Regions from separate parts of the Homo sapiens genome. Here region 1 is linked to region 2. The links are chromatin loops, found by intact Hi-C in ENCODE. Cell type or tissue: Panc1. All regions are shown on one strand. Each heading gives the region's core, and the rest is flanking DNA. Links, peaks and the distances in the headings are about the cores only. Region 1 overlaps MYT1L (myelin transcription factor 1 like). Region 2 overlaps MYT1L (myelin transcription factor 1 like).

Region 1 (9,226 bases), core at 734-8,733, 230 kb before region 2:
TAAGGTTGATGTGCCTAACACCTAACCACAGCAATACACAGGTGAGCAGAATGTACCTGTTTCCTGCTTTGTGGAGCTTACAGTTTAGTAAAGGATACATACGGGAGTCAAATCATCATATTGTACATTTTTTCTAGAAATAATCTCCAGAAATTATTCATTGATGTGTAGCATTGTTAAAGGTTTTAAGTAGAATCAGAAATAGATCTTCAATAGCTCATCTTTGTGGCATAATAAAACTTGGATCCAGATGTGGGAAGGCAAGACAGGAGGCTGTGGCAAGTAGACCCCCACTCACTAAGGCCTGGACCACCCCAGCAGTGAGGGAGACTGGCAGGTGTGTGTGAGACACCAAGGTGTCGAACTGCCCCTGGGTAGTTTAGTAAAAGGGCAGAAGAGACAGGAAGGTAAAGAGAAAAGCAGGATGAGAGGCCCTGAGATTTTTATGTGATATTTTAGACTTCCTTCTGTGTTTCTCTAATGGTTATACATTGCTTATTCAGTTAAGAAAACCTCAACTAACTATGGATAAAGGTTTGCCTTTAATGTTTAAGTTCTATGGAAAGTCACTCACAAGGTAAGTGGTAAATTGTATTTGTTGAAAAAAATACGGGATGATGTGATGTGAAACCGTGGCTGGGAGAGGCCAGCACCGACCTGAGTCGGGGAGGCTTCTAGGCAGCCCCACCTGTGCCACAGGTGGACATGTCTGTGCCTCAGCAAAGTGTCTGGCCATACTTCAAACAACTTCAGCCTTTGTGTCGGGACCACCCCTTGTTCTCCAGAAAAGTCAACCTCTTTACATCTGTCTCTGCATTTATAATGGAAATAGTATCCTGGTATTCTTACCTCACATGGTCTTAAGAAAGAATCAATGAGATATAGCAGATAATCAAAGCTACTAAAATTCTAAAAATATGCAAATATAAAGAATAACTGGGCCAGGCAGGGTGGCTCACACCTGTAATCCCAGCACTTTGGGAGGCCGAGGCAGGTGCATTACCTGAGGTCAGAAGTTCGAGACCAGCCTGGGCAACATGGTGAAACCCCATCTCTACTAAAAATACCAAAATCAGCCAGGTGTGGTGGCACGTGCCTGTAATCCCAGCTACTCAGGAGGCTGAGGAAGGAGAATCACTTTAGCCCAGGAGGCAGAGGTTGCAGTGAGCTGAGGTTGCACCATTGCACTCCAGCCTGGGCAACAGAGCGAGACTCCATCTAAAAAAAAAAGAAAAAGAATAGCTTGTTTTTATTGTAATATTCGCCTATCCCTAATTGGCTTATGTGGTTGTATTTTCAAATTGTGTGTAAGACACACATCATATCCACATGTGAATTCTTCAGGGCCCTCTTCAGGCCAAAGAAACTGAGGAAGAAAATGCAGAACCCAAAAGCGAGTGGGTGGCTGGGAGTCCTCCAAGGGCATTTTGCAGTCTTAGGAAAAGTCTCTGTATTGTTGCCTACATCTGCGGTAACATTGGCCATACACTCTGTGGTTTCAACATCACAGATGATTGGCTTACAGCTTTGGAGGTCAGTATCTGAAGTGGGTCTGCAGGGCTGTGTTCCTGGAGGCTCCAAGAGAGGCTGTTCCCTGTACTTCCCAGTGTCCAGCGGCAGCCGCTTTCCAGGGCTCAGGGCCCCGCCACATGCTAATGTCTGCTTTCACCATCACGTCTACTTCTCTGACCCTCTTGCCTTCCTCTTTCCCTTACAGAGACCCTTGTGAGGACTGACACTGGGCCCTCCACTATCCAAGATCATCTTCCTGTATTAGTCTGTTCTTGCACTGAGATAATGAAATACCCGAGACTAAGTAATTTATAAAGAAAAGAGGGTTAATTGGCTCACAGTTCCACAGGCTGTACAGGAAGCATGGCTGAAGAGGCCTCAGGAAACTTACAGTCATGGCGGGAGGCAAAGGGGAATTAGGCACATCTTGTAAGGCCAGAGCAGGAGGAAGAGAGAAAAGGGAGAGTTGCCACACACTTTTAAACAACCAGGTCTTGCGAGAACTCAGTGTCGTGAGAACAGCAAGGGGAAAATGGGCCCCATGATCCAATTGCCTCCCAGCAGGCCCCTCCTCCAACACTTGGCATGACAATTGAACATGAGATTTGGGCGGGACACAGATCCAAACCATAGCACTTCCCATCTGCGGACTTTAACTTAATGACACTTGCAGAGTCTCCTGTGTCATGTAAGATACTCACATACTTTATCCCCAGGTTCTAGGGATTCGCTTTAGGGATTTCTTTTCTGGAAAGAAGAGCATTATTCCGCCTCCCACAGGCTCTAAGATGCTGAAACAGCCCCAAACAAATCAAATTCTTTAAATCCTAGGATTACAGAAAAACAGGGTAACCCAACATAGCCTGAGCCTTCAGAGTTTCATCCGGCAGTGATGCTGTGCCCAAAGAAATGGGTCAGATGATCCCCCACTGTGCCAGAATGTTGGGGAGGAAACACAAGGTCAGGCGAGCCAGCGTGCCCTGAAAACCCCTCAATCTCCTGGCTTCTCTCAGTTTGCATTCATTCCCTCACCCTGTGTGACTGCCCCCAAGCTCTCTCTCCTACTGTCCCTGTCTGCGCCTCCCCATAGAAATCCCTGTGTGGATCCAGTTCTGTCTTCTACTCATTGGTCTCTCTCTCTCTCTCTCTCACACACACACACACACACACACACACACACACACATTCCTATCCTCCCTCCCAGTTCCACAATTCTGTACAAAACACCAGGAACCAGCCTGGCAGAGACAGAACCCTCCACTGATGCGGAAGGACAGTAAGTTGTATGGCCAACCCAGCGTTCTCTGTGACAGAGAAGCGAAGAGGAACAACTTTAAACTCTTACACATTGGTAAATTTTGCCCATGGCCCAAGACTATACAACAATGTCCAAGTAATGGCTGTTAGCTTTAAATCGTCTATTTTGTTTGGAGGACTTGAGTTCTTTAAGAACTTGGACCCTGTACATGAATTACTTTGTATATGATAGCGTGTTACACATGTGTTATGTGCCTACGCCGGCCATTACAGGGAGGAAGGTGGGCTTTTTCCTACCCCTTCGTGTAGTCTAATGCCAGACACAGGCAGACATTCTGTGATGATGGTGGCTCTGATGCCCTGGGTGCTTCCGTGTTCCAGCCACTGCTCTGAGCACCTCGTATCCATCAGTGCATTCCACCTGCAGAGTCCCCATGAGAGTCCCCAGGAGAGAGGGGCTGCAGTGTTCCCATGACAGATGAGTAAACCGAGGTACAGAAAGGTCAAATACATCGTCCAAGATGGCACATACAGGAAGAAGTAGCACTCAGACTCCAAGCCAGACAGTCTGGAGCCGGTGCCCACACTCTTAAAGTGAGTGGGAGATACAGGCAGTTGACTGCACGGCATTGCTAGTCACATTGGATAGTGTGGGATCTCACCAGTGCCATAATCAGGTCCACGTGCACATCATCGCCAGATGACGGTGCCGCCCTGCTGACAGACGCACAGTTTAACAAGAGCGTAGGAAGACCTCACCTTCCCTGGTCAGGGGTGCGGGGAGCAGCAGTGCTTCCCTGCCATCGGGGCCGGCATCAGCCAAGCAACCCTTTCCTTCCCGGGTGGTCTCATGTGGCAGAAACAATCATTGATAGAGCAAGAAGGGACTGAGATCACAGGCGACCGCAGCCCCCTCCTGGGCTCCAGTAGCAAAGTGGGAGGACGAAGACTGCATTCATAATAGAGAATTCCTGAAAGCTTGAAAAAACGCGGTGGCTCACACCTGTAATCCTAGCACTTTGGGAGGCCGAGGTGGGCGGATCACGAGGTCAGCAGTTCGAAACCAGCCTGACCAACAAGGTGAAACCCCGTCTCTACCAAAAATACAAAAATTAGCTGGGTATGGTGGTGCGCACCTGTAATCCCAGCTACTCAGGAGGCTGAGGCGGGAGAATTGCTTGAACCCGGAAGGCGGAGGTTGCAGTGAGCCAAGATCACGCCACTGCACTCCAGCCTGGGTGACAGAGCGAAACAAACTCCATCTCAAAAAACAAAAAGCAACAAAGAAAGAGGTTGAGGGCGGTGGCTCATGCCTGTAATCCCAGCACCTTGGGTGGCCTAGGCGGGCGGATCACGATGTCAGGAGTCCAAGACCAGCCTGGCCAACATAGTGAAACCCCGTCTCTACTAAAAATACAAAGTTAGCTGGGCATGATGGTGGACACCTGTAATCCCAGCTACTCGGGAGGCTGAGGCAGGAGAATTGCTTGAACCCGGACCCGGGAGGTGGAGTTTGCAGTGAGCCGAGACCGCGCCGTTGCACTCCAGCCTGGGCTGCAAATTAGAAAATGTTTTCCTCGCCAATATGATTGAAGGAGAGCGAGTTTAAAAGACTTACAAGCACAATTATTTTTAACATGGAATCATGTTTAAAAGAGTTGCACTATAAAATGAAAATCCGGCAGTTCGATCCACGGGCTGGGGGGCACCTCCTTGACTTCCGCCGAGCAAGGGTCTGTGGGCGCTGGTTCCTCCGCGCCGGCCTCCCGGTGACCGCCATCGCCACCTGGTGGCCGTGGGTCTAACACACAGGTTCACTGGAAATGGACTTCGGGGGAGTCTGCAGGATTCCTGAGATTAAAACACCCACCACACAGTGCGCACTCAATGGGGACAGCTGGTAGGAATCTTCGGTGGTCGCTATGAGCGAGGTATTGCACGGTTCAGAGATGAGGATAATACACACACACGTGTGTGCAATGCGCACATTCGTATCCACAGTGCGGAGTGGGGAGCATGGGATCATCTTTCGTAATTTACAAACTGCTTTATAGGAACAAGTAATACCTTAAGAGTTACCTTAATTATAAATTTTTAGCTTCTCTTGTTTGAGTTTCACCAACAGCTTGATTTTTGTAAGAGCATGACTCCCCTTAGCTTCACATCCATCCCTCACAGTGTACCAGCGTACAGAGCCGGCCTTCAGGGCACAATAATTTAGGTTTAAAAGAGTGAGATGGAGAACAAGCCCTGTACTGACTTTACAATGATTTTTAAAAATAAAAATAAATAAAAAAGGCCTTAATAGGAAGCTTAATGTAGTGGAAAGAAGAGACAAGCAGAGAGGTAAGTACTATTTTTGAAACAGGTTAAGTTATAGTCATCACATTATGCATTTTACAAGCAGCACGTGACTTATGAGAAAACAGAGGCCCAGGCAGATGACGTTCATCCCCAGCTTTAAGGTGTACATGGCTGGCTTGTGATTTACCCTAAGCTGAGCTTGCAAGGGCAGCGACCACTCCCTCCCAGGGCTGTGAATGTAGACGCAAAGGAACCAGTGTCCATTCCTCATAGAAAACTCAGCTGATTGAGCTAATTTGACGATTAACACTATCATATTGTAGTGAGGCATGCCGGCGATCTAGACTAAAACTCTGTTACCATGGGGGGCAAAGAACGGCATCCTAACCCAGATTTTGTAACGAGCTGGGCAAATCTCCTAAGGTTGATCTCCATTTCCCTCATTTGTGAATGTTAGGTGTTTTCAGTCATCTAAGTCTCCTTTATTCTCTTAAACAGGCACACACCCTCACTCGCACACATACATATTTCTTTTCTCTGTCATATTTCCGCAAACCAAATTTCCTTGTAAGTGACGTAAGATAGCTATGATTAAAAAAAAATACTTTCACTTTACAGTTAGTATGTTTAAAAGGTAATGTATGTTAGTTTGGACATTTGAAATAATTTATAATTAGAAAGAGAATGCATACATACAGTTTTGTATACTTGAGTATTTCTAACACTATGAAATTAATATTATTGTGTCTTGTATTAATGCGAATCATGATGTTAACTCTTGTCACTAGCAAGGGAAGAATAAGTAAGGAACTGAGGTTAAACCTGGGCTGAGCTGCACTCAGGGATGTACCCTGAAATGCACAGCATGCTTCTCCTACTCCAGGTTTTAAGATGAATTTTTTCTTACGGAAAATGGAAAATGGAAATATGATCATTTAATTCTGAAAACTTGTTTTAGAATTCAAATACTTAATTCAGTAGTCTGCATTGAGATAAATTTTTAATATATTCATTACACAAAAACTGAATTTTATTTTCCCTTAATTACTTTTGGGTAATGACTCCCAAATAAGATGAGATATTTATGAGTTTTTACCTTAGACTACATTTTTCATAGATTACTATTTATTTACTGTAAGCATGAATTCTTAAGTGCCTATTTATGTAGGTAAAAGCACTCTGTAATTTTTAAAGCAATATATTATTACAAGTGTTATTTATTCCTAGCAAATTGCCTAACAGGTTGTCCTCTCACCATTTTTCTAATTTTTTTTGGCCAGGTCAAACATGTTTTCACACCTTTGAAAAATGTACGTGAAAATGTCCTGTTAGCGTGAAGCTGTGATTCAGAGGTAGCGTAAGGTTTCAGTGTAAATGCAAACCCAACCAGTAGCTAGAGATATTCTGTATCTTCAAATGTTTGTCTTAACCACATGGTTGAATATTTAACCTAATGAATATGGTGGCAGGAAAACTGGAAGCAACCATGCGCCCTGGCGCACGCTGTCATTTATACAGAGAGCTCTTAATTCCGTCACTGTTCTCCTAGGAGATGGCGCCTTATTCTATTTACCTCTCATTATGAAAATGTCAGTGTTCCAACCTTGATAAAACTATTGTTGAGAAAGTAGAATGTACTTGATGTTTTCTTGTGGTAGTTTAGTCTGGGAGGGAGGAAGTGGTATTTGATGGATAATTGTTAAATTTAGATTTTTAAAATTCCTTTTGTCATAATAATTCAAGTTTCACTGAAAAAAAATCCAAGCAAAATGACTGGAATTATTTAATATTGATTGGTAGTATCCAAGGCACTATCCTTAACAGAATTTGTTTTGTTGTCGATTTTAAAATTTGAGGAATTTTCAAATATTTTGACAAGCACAAGGCATAACCACATTTATAACCCTTCTATGTTTGTAACAGGCATCCTTGTAATTGATTTTATGGCTATGGGATATCTGAGTAGAGTTTCTCTGGGAATTTCTGGAATCACTGATTTTGATATCTCAACCTTAGTTATAGCCACATAATATTATTGGAGAAATCATTAATATCAGTGTTTATGCACCAATTATTTTGCTTAAGTTATCTTCAATTAGGACTTCAAGTAGAATAGGATTATCTCAGTTGTTTTATTGATTAATATACTTCAACTTATGCTTGAAAAATTTTAAGCAATTCTTCATATTAAATATCTAAGATGGTTTGGAGCACACCGCCTGGAGGAGCCTGTCAGTTTCCCACCTTCATTTGATTCCATCCTATTGTCTTAACTCTCCACTTGGCCTTTGTTTGACATAGATGTTCAAAAATTATTATTGAATATTATTGAATATAAAATATTATATATAAAAATATAAATAATATTCAATAATATAAAAATGTTATTGAATATAAATATAGAATAAAACCCTGACAACTAGCAAATATATCCATTATATAGTGTGGGCATGTGAGTATATGTGTGTTTTTGTACATATATAATATAATATTTTGTCATTCTATCAACTTTACACCCCAAACATAAGCATAAGAATCATGACATGCATTAAAAAAATGAGAAGCATTTGAAGATTTTCACTTTCCATGTTCCGCCTATTACCGACTCTGGCTCTGTCTCATTATTTTGGGGGTTGTCTCCAGTTTCTTCCTCTCTCAGCAGCTTCCTCATTGCTATCTAGTGGAGACGCAGCTCTTATTTCTAGTATGTTTCCTAATTTTTGTTAGTTTTTATTGTGATGATCCTACCCCAGTCATGGTTTTCTTATTCCGTTAAGTTAATATAATTAATGAACGTATTATGCTGTTTAGAATATAAGGATTAGGGAAACATTTGCATTCTAAAGGGAGTCCCTGTCACGTGTTGTTCATGGGTCTCACAACATGGATTGTGTTCTGCCCAATACCAGAGTGAGGGCTGCGTCTTGGCACAGATGCTTTTTGTATCCAGGCTTCCTTGGGAGTGACACACGTCTTCCATCATAGACCCTACACGGCGGTCCGCCTGCTGATCCAACGATGCCCACTGAAGTCCCGGTGATTCTGCAGAGACCCTCAGGATCCCTGAGGGTGGAGACGTCCAGGACAACATGCAGACGGAGTCCACAGATTCCTTCCTTCTCTACTGCAACACATTTTCTCTGGTTTATTTTTCACAAATCCTTACTACTGCATTTTATTCAACAAAAATCTTATTTTGAAGTCATGAGAAGATCCCACCTGTATTTTTTAAGATAACTGCTGTATTTATCTTGGATTAGAAGTGAAAGACATCAATGACGGGAAAACAAAATTGTTTCCGTGGCTCTGGCAAGAGACCCTGAGGGCTTACTGAAGGCAGGGGCAGAGGGAACGCAAGGGTGGGCAGCTGTGGGTGCTCTGCAGGGGGAGAGGTCCAGGAGCTGCTGCCATGTGGAAACCCACCCAAAACCCAGTGGCCTCCAGAAACCACTTGAGCTTCTTTCTCATAGCTCTCCCACTGCCCTCACTGGGTAGGTCCACTCACAGTTTTCATGTGGTTGGTGACAAATGCCAGATGTGTCTGGAGTCTTCTGACAACTGCTGGGCTGATGCCCAGGATGGCTCCAGTGCTCAGGTCTGGCCCCCGGGCCTTGAAGTGGAGCCAGGTGAGGGTTGGCTGCACCTCCCTCACTCCCTGCACAGCCTCTCCACGTGGGTGTCTTGGCTTCCTCCAAGCCTGGTGGTCCTAAGGTGGTCAATGGTCTTACATGGCCTGGCTTTCCCGGGGGCGGATCTTCCAAGAGACCTATATGGAATCTGAGAGGCATCTTCTAACCCAGTCCTGCAAGTCAGATGGCATCAATTGCACTGCATTGCGTTGATCAAAAGAGAGTCATAGGACGGGCAGAGATTCTGGAGAAGGCATGGCAGAAGGCCGTGCATATCACAAGGCATGGCTCACTGGGGACCCACTCTGGAGACAAGTTCCATGATGTGTAGATAAGCTAAATGTGGAAGGTGGAAGGAGGTTTGTTTGCTCATGATTCCAAGGTTTGCTAGCCTGAGAATTCAAGTCATCACTGTGATTGAGATCTCCTGGGAGCAAGGGCAGAGAATGGAGAAGAGAGGCAAGAATGCAGGTTGGGAAGAACATCTGTATTTGACGACTCAGCATGGTGCTCAGTGAAGGGAG
Region 2 (9,226 bases), core at 350-8,349:
CCACTGTGTAGCGCTGCCTGGCCATGTACCTGAGTGGACCACACTGACAGTGGTTCTTGTAAATATTTGTAGTTGGTATGAATGAAGAAAGGTCAGTAATCTTACGTTTTGCAAATGTTTTTTTCTTCTATCAGTATATTTAGTCCTAGATATTGGAGAAGAGTCAGGTGCATGCAGTTTTCATGGTGATCAAGGTTGCAAAAATGCAAGGTTAGCATGGAAGAGATTCTGTGGCAACCACAAAAAAAATAAAATAAAAGGCAGAGACCCCTTCCAAATTTTGTTGCACTTTCTTAAAATTAAACTAAGACTGAGAGAATAAATCCAACATTATAAAGCTTAAATTAGTATCAAAGCTTCAAATCAGAGTACACTTTGACAAAGAGAGTTCAGGCAGAATGATACTGTATAATTTATCAAGGTAACAGCTCCGGGGATGGAGGTCTCATTCCAAGCATCTTCCTTCTGCTGTTGCATCCAGAGGAGAGAGCTGCTAGACCCTTGAGGAGGCAGCAGCTTTCAGACCAGCTCTGAAATCAAATTTTGCTAAGGAGAGTGTCACTCTTTGGGGAAAAACATGCAGGATTGTTAGGGGTATTCTGATTTTTTTTTTTTAACTTTCTGTCCATGTGTCCATTCTTCTGACTCTCTTCCTGAGAGGCAAGTGCTGCAGAATTATTGATGCATTTCAAAGCATCATTTAAAAAATGAAAGAGCCTCACCCTGTACCTCTTTGGGGTTTTTTTTTAAGCCAGTAGACTAAATTGCAGGTTTGCTGAAATCTAGAGATCAGACGGTAATCACTGTAGTAAAGGTATTTTTAGCTACAACTGCAGATCTTCTTTCGTAAAGTGGAAAATTATCTTCATTATAAAAGTTCTTATTACAGCCAGGCGCAGTGGCTCACACCTGTAATCTCAGCACTTTGAGGGGCTGAGGCGGCTGGATCACTTGAGGTCAGGAGTTTGAGACCAGCCTGGCCAACATATAGTGAAACCCCATCTCTACTAAAAAATACAAAAATTAGTTGGGCATGGTGGTGCAAACCTGCAGTCCCAGCTACTTGGGAAGCTGAGACAGGAGAATTGCTTGAACCTGGGAGGTGGAGGTTGCAGTGAGCCCAGGTCGTGCCACTGCACTCCAGCCTGGATACCAGAGCAAGACTCTGTCCCTCAAAAAAAAAAAAAAAATTGTATTACAAGGTAAATTTTAGTTTATTCTCTTTCCTTCCTTCATCCTTCTAATTCTTTTGTTATCCTCCTCCCTAATTCTTGAACTATTAGCATCAATAAAAAAGAGAATTTTTAAGCTGATATATGTGTGTTTATACACACACACACATGCACATACATGTATATGCACACATGCATACACACAAAATTTTTATCTCTTAGGTATTTGCAACGGTAATAAAATTAAAATTAAGCACTTTGTAATTTTCTTCTGAACAAACTCTAAATCAGAGATACAATAGGACAAAAAGGAAGGAGAGAGAGAGGATAGACAGTAGATAAATAGGGAAATGGAGGGAGGGAGGGAGAGAGGGATGGCGGGATGGATGCCTGGATTCTCCAACCAATTTTGCAGCTAAGCGTGGGATAGCAGGAATGTACCACCAGACAAGGCCTGTCCGCCTTGGGAGTTTAGGCCAAGGAAACAGCAGCGAGGGATTCTGTGTTGAACGCTACACTGGCTGACGGCAGGACTGTAATCTGGGAGGAAGGACTCGTGGTGTCACAAGATGCCGGGCCAAGCACAGTCACTATGTCTTTCTACCGACAGAACCCTGACATGGAGGTGGATGAGAACGGGACCCTGGACCTCAGCATGAACAAGCAGAGGCCGCGGGACAGCTGCTGCCCCATCCTGACCCCTCTGGAGCCCATGTCCCCCCAGCAGCAGGCAGTGATGAACAACCGGTGTTTCCAGCTGGGCGAGGGCGACTGCTGGGACTTGCCCGTAGACTACACCAAAATGAAACCCCGGAGGATAGACGAGGACGAGTCCAAAGACATTACTGTATGTCCTTTTCATTGAGCCTGTGTTGACTGCCAGACTTAAAAATGGGGCCCCAGCTGAAAGAAAAGCCATTTGCACATACGTTATGAGAAAATATATTTTCTCTTTAAATATGACCTTTAGCTGAGGAGGACTTAGAAAACAGTTTTTGTTGACCCAGAAGAGATTTGCGACTAACATTGATTAGAGTGAAACAAAGTATTGACTCTTGTAAATGATAAAGTTTATTTTCTAACAAATATGTTTTGTTACAAATGATTACTCTAAGAAAACGTATAAATAGCACCTGAGTTCATTTTTCTGGGTGTCCTGTTGAAACAATACAGGATTTTCCTTGCAGGTAGAGAATTCTAATAGGAGTCTTAGATAGTTAAATGGTTAACTATGTGCTATTAATTAACTAGCCCTTCGAAACTAAGGACAGTGTCCCTTCTCTAAGAAACCTAAGTACTCAAAAGAGTTTAGCCTTGAATAAACTATTTTAGTACCATCACCTAAGTCTTTGTTTATGACAGTATTACTAAAACATCTATGTCAAGAACATACTTTTGAAGTAGCTACAGTGTTCAAATTCAGGTTATTAAAATAGATATAATGCCCTTTAGGCTTTGAAAAGAAATAAAGAAAAATGTTTTCTTTATGTACCGACTTTAAAGTCTTATGACATCTTCTTTCTTCACTGAAAAATGAAATGTGTTTTTAGTACAATAGAGAGACCACCATCGAAGCACTAGTGTCTTACAGAAACAAGGAAATGGAAAAAAAAGAAATATTAGCCCCATGTAGAAATTGGCAGAGAGGGCACCTGCTTATAAGCCTATTATCTGCATTCTTCAAATTGATTTCAATATCCAGGCATTGTGAAAAAGAACCAAATCAGAGTGGCAAGCTAAATTTCTAAGTATTTTTTTCTCCCGCAGTGTTGAATCATTACTACCAAATAAGGCATGGTGGTTGAATCTCCAAATTCATTTTAATTGAAAGTAAGCCCTCCTAAAATGACAGAAGTGTTTTCATCCTGGATCATCATGGAAGACAAACCTTCCCATGTATCTACACTTAGGAAAGTGTCTGCTGAGCATTGCCACCTGTAGAAACATCTACGTTACTGCAGTTGAACACACAAGGGAAAAGGAAATTTACAGTTACATTCCTCTAAATTGGTCTCCATTACCTTGAATCTTAAAGCATGTGCTTGTAAAATACTGACCAATGGTGGGGGAAAGCTCAGCCCTAAGACACTGTAGTTCCAGTGTTGAATCTTTGCAGGCAAGTGTTGGATAAAGCAGCCACCCACAGGTGTGTGCTGAATGCTGGATGAGGAAGACCAAGTTAAATGTAGTCTCTGGCTACCAGACCGTGTGTGTGTCCATGTGATGAGCACAGCCAGGTGAATATTGAATAAGGGCCCTGACCACTGACAGGTGACCATCATTTTAGGAGTTTAGAGCAGTGGAAGAAAAGTTCAATATGCATTTTCAGTAGGGGCGTTATCAGGACCAAAAGGATCTTAAAGGTACAGCAGAAAGAGGTGTAAGATGTAGAGGCCACCCCAGAGCCACGAACCACCTCCCTCAGTCTGTGTGCCATGTGATCATCCGTGTGGCTCTGAAGCTGTGTTTTGCCCACAGCCAGAAGACTTGGACCCATTCCAGGAGGCTCTAGAAGAAAGACGGTATCCCGGGGAGGTGACCATCCCAAGTCCCAAACCCAAGTACCCTCAGTGCAAGGAGAGCAAAAAGGACTTAATAACGTAAGCATGCTGTGAGGTGAAATTATGAATCTTCTTAATCTTCCCATTCTTTGGCTGATTTTTTAAAACTGGATCTGTATATGCCTTGCCGTTTGAGCATGCGACATTCGCAGCATATAAATGTTTCCGACTGCTGGGTCAGTAGAGTGAGCAGCTAACCGTGCACTTGCCTGTTCCCAGTGACGCTCTGTCGGATGGGGGCGTCATTTTCATTTAACCCGTGCATTTTGCCGCTTTTCTTCAGGGTGCTTAAATCCCCTTGCAGACATTGCAGCTAAACTGGAAACAATGAAACTTTTTTAAAAGTTTTTTTTTTTTTTAAACATACTTACTATTTTGGCTGTTTTTGTTTTTGTTTGGTGGCAGATGTCCAACTCCAGGGTGTGATGGGAGTGGTCATGTGACTGGTAATTACGCCTCACACAGAAGGTGTGACTTCATTTTTCTCATGGTGGATTCTGTCTTTTCAATTTATTGTTTTCAGCTTACCTCAACAATGCTGTCAAAGTAAAAATGTTGAATTCTGTGTCAACCCTTTAAGTGCTATATGTTGACCTTCAAAAGCATGCTAATTTATGTGTTGTATAATGTCTTTTATTTTCAAATAAACGACCTAAATTTGTAAAATTCTTCTTAAGCATTTAAGCCAAAGAGCACAAATGTTTTATCTTATTTTTAAACAATTGCTTATTAAGAAATATTTTCTTAAATTTATATTCGAACCGATTCAGAATTAATTACACAAAAAAAAATTCAATATACAGCACTTGCCCATTGCTTTTCTGCATTAAACTCTTTAATTTCGGTTTTTATGTTGTGTTTGTTTGGGAGTTACGCGCTTCGCAGTTGACTGACCTGCCTGTCCCGGCCTGTCTTACAGTCTGTCTGGCTGCCCCCTGGCGGACAAAAGCATTCGAAGTATGCTGGCCACCAGCTCCCAAGAACTCAAGTAAGATTTAATGACAATAATTCTCTTTTAAAAATCCATGCACTCAGTAGTTCACAAAAAAAAATGATATGTCATTTGCAAAGAAAAATGTCTGTTAAAAAACATGGCCTGTGCACCCCAGTGCCTTGATGTAGACATGGGATTGAATCCTCGGAATTTCAGCCACTTTTCCACACAACCCATTCTGCCTTTTCCCCTGACATACCTCCAGCTTGTTCATATCATATCCTTCCTATCTGGGATATCCTAAAGCATGGGTGTTTTCTCTTCAGATATGCATGCATATGGAAGGGAAATTTTACAGTTACTCAAATTTTTAGAAAATGACTGTAAATAATCAAAATTTAATTTTTAAAAGAAATTCATAGCAGTATTTACAATATGGATACTTAAATAGCACTTATGACAAAATCTACCATCATAATAGCTAATTTCTTAAATACACTGTGGTCTTAGTCATGAATACTCTTTAGGACAGTGACAACTCACGGTTCGGGGATCCGGAGAGTCATGGAATTCAACCAGACACACATCATTCTAGAGTTTTACCTCCCTCTTCTCTATGCCTATAATTTTTAAGCATAAATCTGGCAAATTGGTGAAATACCTACATTTATACTGCAACACTGAGATTTTCCTCCTTCACATAGACATCTCTAGATGTAGGTCCAGACAGGTTTGGAAGAAGTGGGTAGAAGTCACAGGGGGAGTCTCAAAGCCTCCGCAATCCGGGGAGAGCATACGTGCAGGTGCACACAGGGAAAGAGGGTGAGACCTGGGAGATGCTCACAGCGAGATGAGAGCCAGGAGTCCCCAGATAATCGATTTAAATTATCGGACAGGCCATATCATTATGTCAAATTGCTTGGTTTTCCTTTTGTTTGGAAAAAGCGTTATCCAGGCAAAGATAATGCTGCTTTTCAACCCACATTTGATCTCTTTCCCAATCATCCCACCCCACCTCGGCATCCGAGGACCCTGACGATAGACCAGGACTATTGCAAAGTGTAGGCTTCTATTTCACACCCATGTCATCTTTTACAGGATCCCTGTCCAAGGCCCTAGGGCCCTAGATCACCTGCTTATGTTCAGTGACTTCCTGAACTAGCTCTTTCGCCACAAGACCCTTGGAACTTTCTTCATGGAATGTAAACGCCTGGAGGGCTTCCTCTTACCTAACGGCTGTAAAGTCTGTAGCCTCATCCAAAACAGTGCCTCATGGAAAAGTAGATTTAGGATCTCAAAACGGACAGCATTAGCAAGAGCAGTTCAACCCACTTTGTTCAGGCGTCTTTTGTATGGCTCGAAACCACATTTCCCTCATGGTCAAAACATGACTAACTCCACTTGGAACTTGGCCAATACATCAGAACATGGCAGCATTCCTTTGAATTTCTTGATGAGGGACACTTTGCCAAAGATTGGCACATCTCCAGTTCCAACAGGCCAGCTGTAGACAGGAAAACAGCCTCTGTAAAAGTTGCTTCTAGTGTTGCCTCTAACTGGTCAGAGACTGCAGGGATTCGTTTTCTTTGGCTTGCATCCCTTCACGTTGGGCTTGGCGGCTTATGTTGATTTGAAATTCCGAGCCAACTTGCTGTTTCTCCAGCATCGGCACTTTCTTCTTCTCTTACTTCATCTTGCAAGATGGTGTGACGGTCCCCACCTTTAGCATTTTCCGAGGGAGCCGGTTAGCTCTTCATGCCTTCCAGGGCAGGGTGCGCATGGGCAGCCCCTCCTTCCTGTCTTGTCCTGGAGGGGAGACTGTATCTTACAGGAGGTGGATGGCCTTTTGCTAATTTTGGTTGATCGAAAAGCCACACATGTGTCTAAACCTATCTTTGCAAAAAGTCAATCCTATTCTGATAGAGCCTTTCTGGGAAATCTGAACTTGACTGAATTTCTTAAATTGTCCCTTTCTATGAATGGATCTTCAAAACTAAGAATTTCAATCAAGCATCTTCTATAAAAACACTAATGTTTCAATGACCAAATGTTGCTTCATGGTATAACCACATGTTATAATTTCTTTGCTTTAACCTTGTAATTGGTGACCCCTTTTATCTGTTACTTGTTGGATCTGGGTCAGCAAGATCTGTTGAGTGGGTCTCTCAAGCCCAGGAGCATGGACTGAGCCCCTCATGACTCGCAACAACTTTCTTTAGAATAATTCCCGCATGAGTCCTTTTTTATATTCTTTGTGTATATTTTCAAGGGTTTGGTTAATTTGTCCTGCAGCAGCATCGTCCCTGATTAACATCGTGATATTAAGCCATTCACTGTGTCCTGTAACAGTCTCTAATCGTTCATAAACACATAGTAGAAAGTGGGCCCCAATTACCCCCAAAATTATTCTCTACAATACATGTCAGCTAACAAATGGAACTTTCTGGAAATTTTCTTCTTGTCACTTCCAACACTGAATTGTGATATTTGGCCTTTAACAGGACATTCTTGATCATGGACAAAACAAATTTTCCAGATAAACTCTCGCTCTTGGATCCTCTAAGCTCTTAAACTTCCTGAGATAACACTTTGCCTGGTCTTACCCAAAGCAGCAAACATGGGACGTTTTGAAAAGAAAATCCATCACTTCATTGTCTAATTATGTATAATATGTAAACTGAAACTGGATTAAAATTTAACGTGCACCTGAATCTTACTCCAACTCTGGGACTGTTGCTTTCTTTGCTCCCTAGCCCATCTGGTGTGTCGAAGACATAGTTCAGAGGCTCAGAAGTCAGGGAGGAAGCCCCCAGGGTAAAAGGGACACTTCGAGGAGGCAGACGGAGGAGGGACACCCAGTTCCGAAAGCCTCTGTGCCTGGCAGACTTTTGCGCGTCGATGCTTTGAGGTGGAGTTCACCGTCACCTTGTATGCCCTTTCTAGGAGTCGACCTCACAGGGTCACCGTGAGCCCTGCCTGGCTGTGACGTTCACTGAGACCACAGGCCAAAAAGCGAAAAAGAATACATTTGTGCAAATTAGAGTTTTGGGGGGTGAGAACTCTGCCCACCATGAGCTCTGATTCTCAGAAAAGTTTCTTCTCGTGACATTTCATTTGCTAGGATTCCCTGAAAGAAACAGCAGGAAAGAGCTTGCAAAACCTATCAGAGCTGGTCAGCCTTTTCTTTTTCTTTTTCATTTTCTTAAGGAACCATATTCTCCCAGCCAGGAATTATGTTTTTCTGCTTCCAGATATGTGTGCCGTTGTTGACATGGGCATGGTGTAGGTATGACCAATGTGAGCCAAATACAAACTCATTTCGATCACAGAGAATTGGCTCTTAAGAGGAGCCAACAAATAGGCTTCCATTGATGCTTCGGTTGGCCAAATTAAGATTCCTCCTTATTATCCATGCCTTTATCTTATAATACCACGAGTCCCGACATTAGTGTAACTCCTTGTAGGAAAAAGAACCTTGGGACACTTGTTAGTTTTCCTGATGTCTCAGCCTGGACTGAGTCATCACGGCAGTGAGCAGATTGTACTTTTGGTCCCTTGGCCTTGCGATGGTCCCGTACGCGCAGTAGTCCCTAGGCTTGTATCCTAGGCATTTTCAGCTTGAGCATACAGGAATTTTAGCCACATCTAACACATCTTTTTAACCTGGTTACATGCATTTTAAAATACATCATAAATCAAAGAATTAACATTTTGAATGTAGGTCAAGATGTTGCTTTTTGCTAAGGCTACTTATTTCTAGACCATCCCGAGGCTTAGATTCTCCACTGTAAACTTAATGCAGGCACAGGGAGATTATTTACCAGGCTCTCCTGGAGGGAGATGTGAGCTTTGCTCACCCCACAGCTTCCATTGTTCGGGTGCAGGAAGGTCATCCGCTTTGACTGCTCACCAAGTTCTTAGGAATAATCCTCATTTCGGTAATCTTTTGCTTTCACAGTTTACAATAGTCAATCCACAGAACTCTGTGAATTACAACTGCCCTCGGCTGGGGTCTGGTTTCTTTACCAGGAGGCCGTATTTCCTTATCAGGGGAATGAGTTGACCTCTGTGTAAATTCAGCTCTTTTAGGACAGAAAGCTGTGTGATTTCAGCCTCCACATTGGGAGGAGAGCTAATGTGTGATCTCCCACTTCGAAGCTTGCTCCTGTAGCACCCTTGTTTCTGTTATAAAGAATTGAACCATTCGGCAGCTGACTTGGCTCACCCGAGAGCACCCGGGTGCACGTGATCAGCCATGCGCGTGAATGGGAATGTCTCGGGGGAGAAGAGGTGATGGCCTGGGGTTTCTCGGGTGTGGGTCACTCCCGTGCATAGCGTCCACTGGGGCTCCAGCAAGCACGGCCCAGGGCACGGGGATTGAGCTCCTGCCCCAGAGCCTTCCCCAGATCTGTGGTGGTACCCGCTTGTGCTGAAATACTGCAGGCTTGTAGGGTGCCTGACAATGGACAAAATGCTTCTGCACAGACTGTCACCTTCGTGAGGAAAGCGGGGAAGGGGTGCTTAGACCCATTTTACGGATGTGAGAACTGAGGAACAGG

Evidence for each region. A loop is a pair of places that touch in the nucleus more often than their neighbours do. Peaks named below come from ENCODE experiments on the same cell type or tissue, not always from the same donor. Only the 100,000 strongest peaks of a DNase experiment are listed, where the experiment ranks them.
Region 1: it touches region 2 in a loop (2.3-fold over the local background); 5 of 110 quality-filtered maps call a loop at or near these places.

Annotation. Positions count from the first base shown.
Region 1 is chr2:2,116,309-2,125,534 of GRCh38, reverse strand. The region is part of intron 3 of MYT1L (myelin transcription factor 1 like); the gene reads left to right. Among named protein-coding and RNA genes, the nearest start is that of MYT1L-AS1, 200 kb to the left of the region's middle. RefSeq lists a silencer at 4,537-4,626. In Panc1, for the core only: a CTCF peak has its summit at 4,551 (motif pointing left); a DNase peak (open chromatin) is centred at 4,544; H3K4me3 peaks cover 445 bases.
Region 2 is chr2:1,882,034-1,891,259 of GRCh38, reverse strand. MYT1L (myelin transcription factor 1 like) reads left to right here. Exons shown (of 25, transcript NM_001303052.2): 16 at 1,783-2,019; 17 at 3,651-3,772; 18 at 4,653-4,721. Among named protein-coding and RNA genes, the nearest start is that of PXDN, 140 kb to the right of the region's middle. In Panc1, for the core only: CTCF peaks have their summits at 2,928, 3,132 and 4,687 (motif pointing left); a DNase peak (open chromatin) is centred at 4,699; H3K27me3 peaks cover 1,206 bases.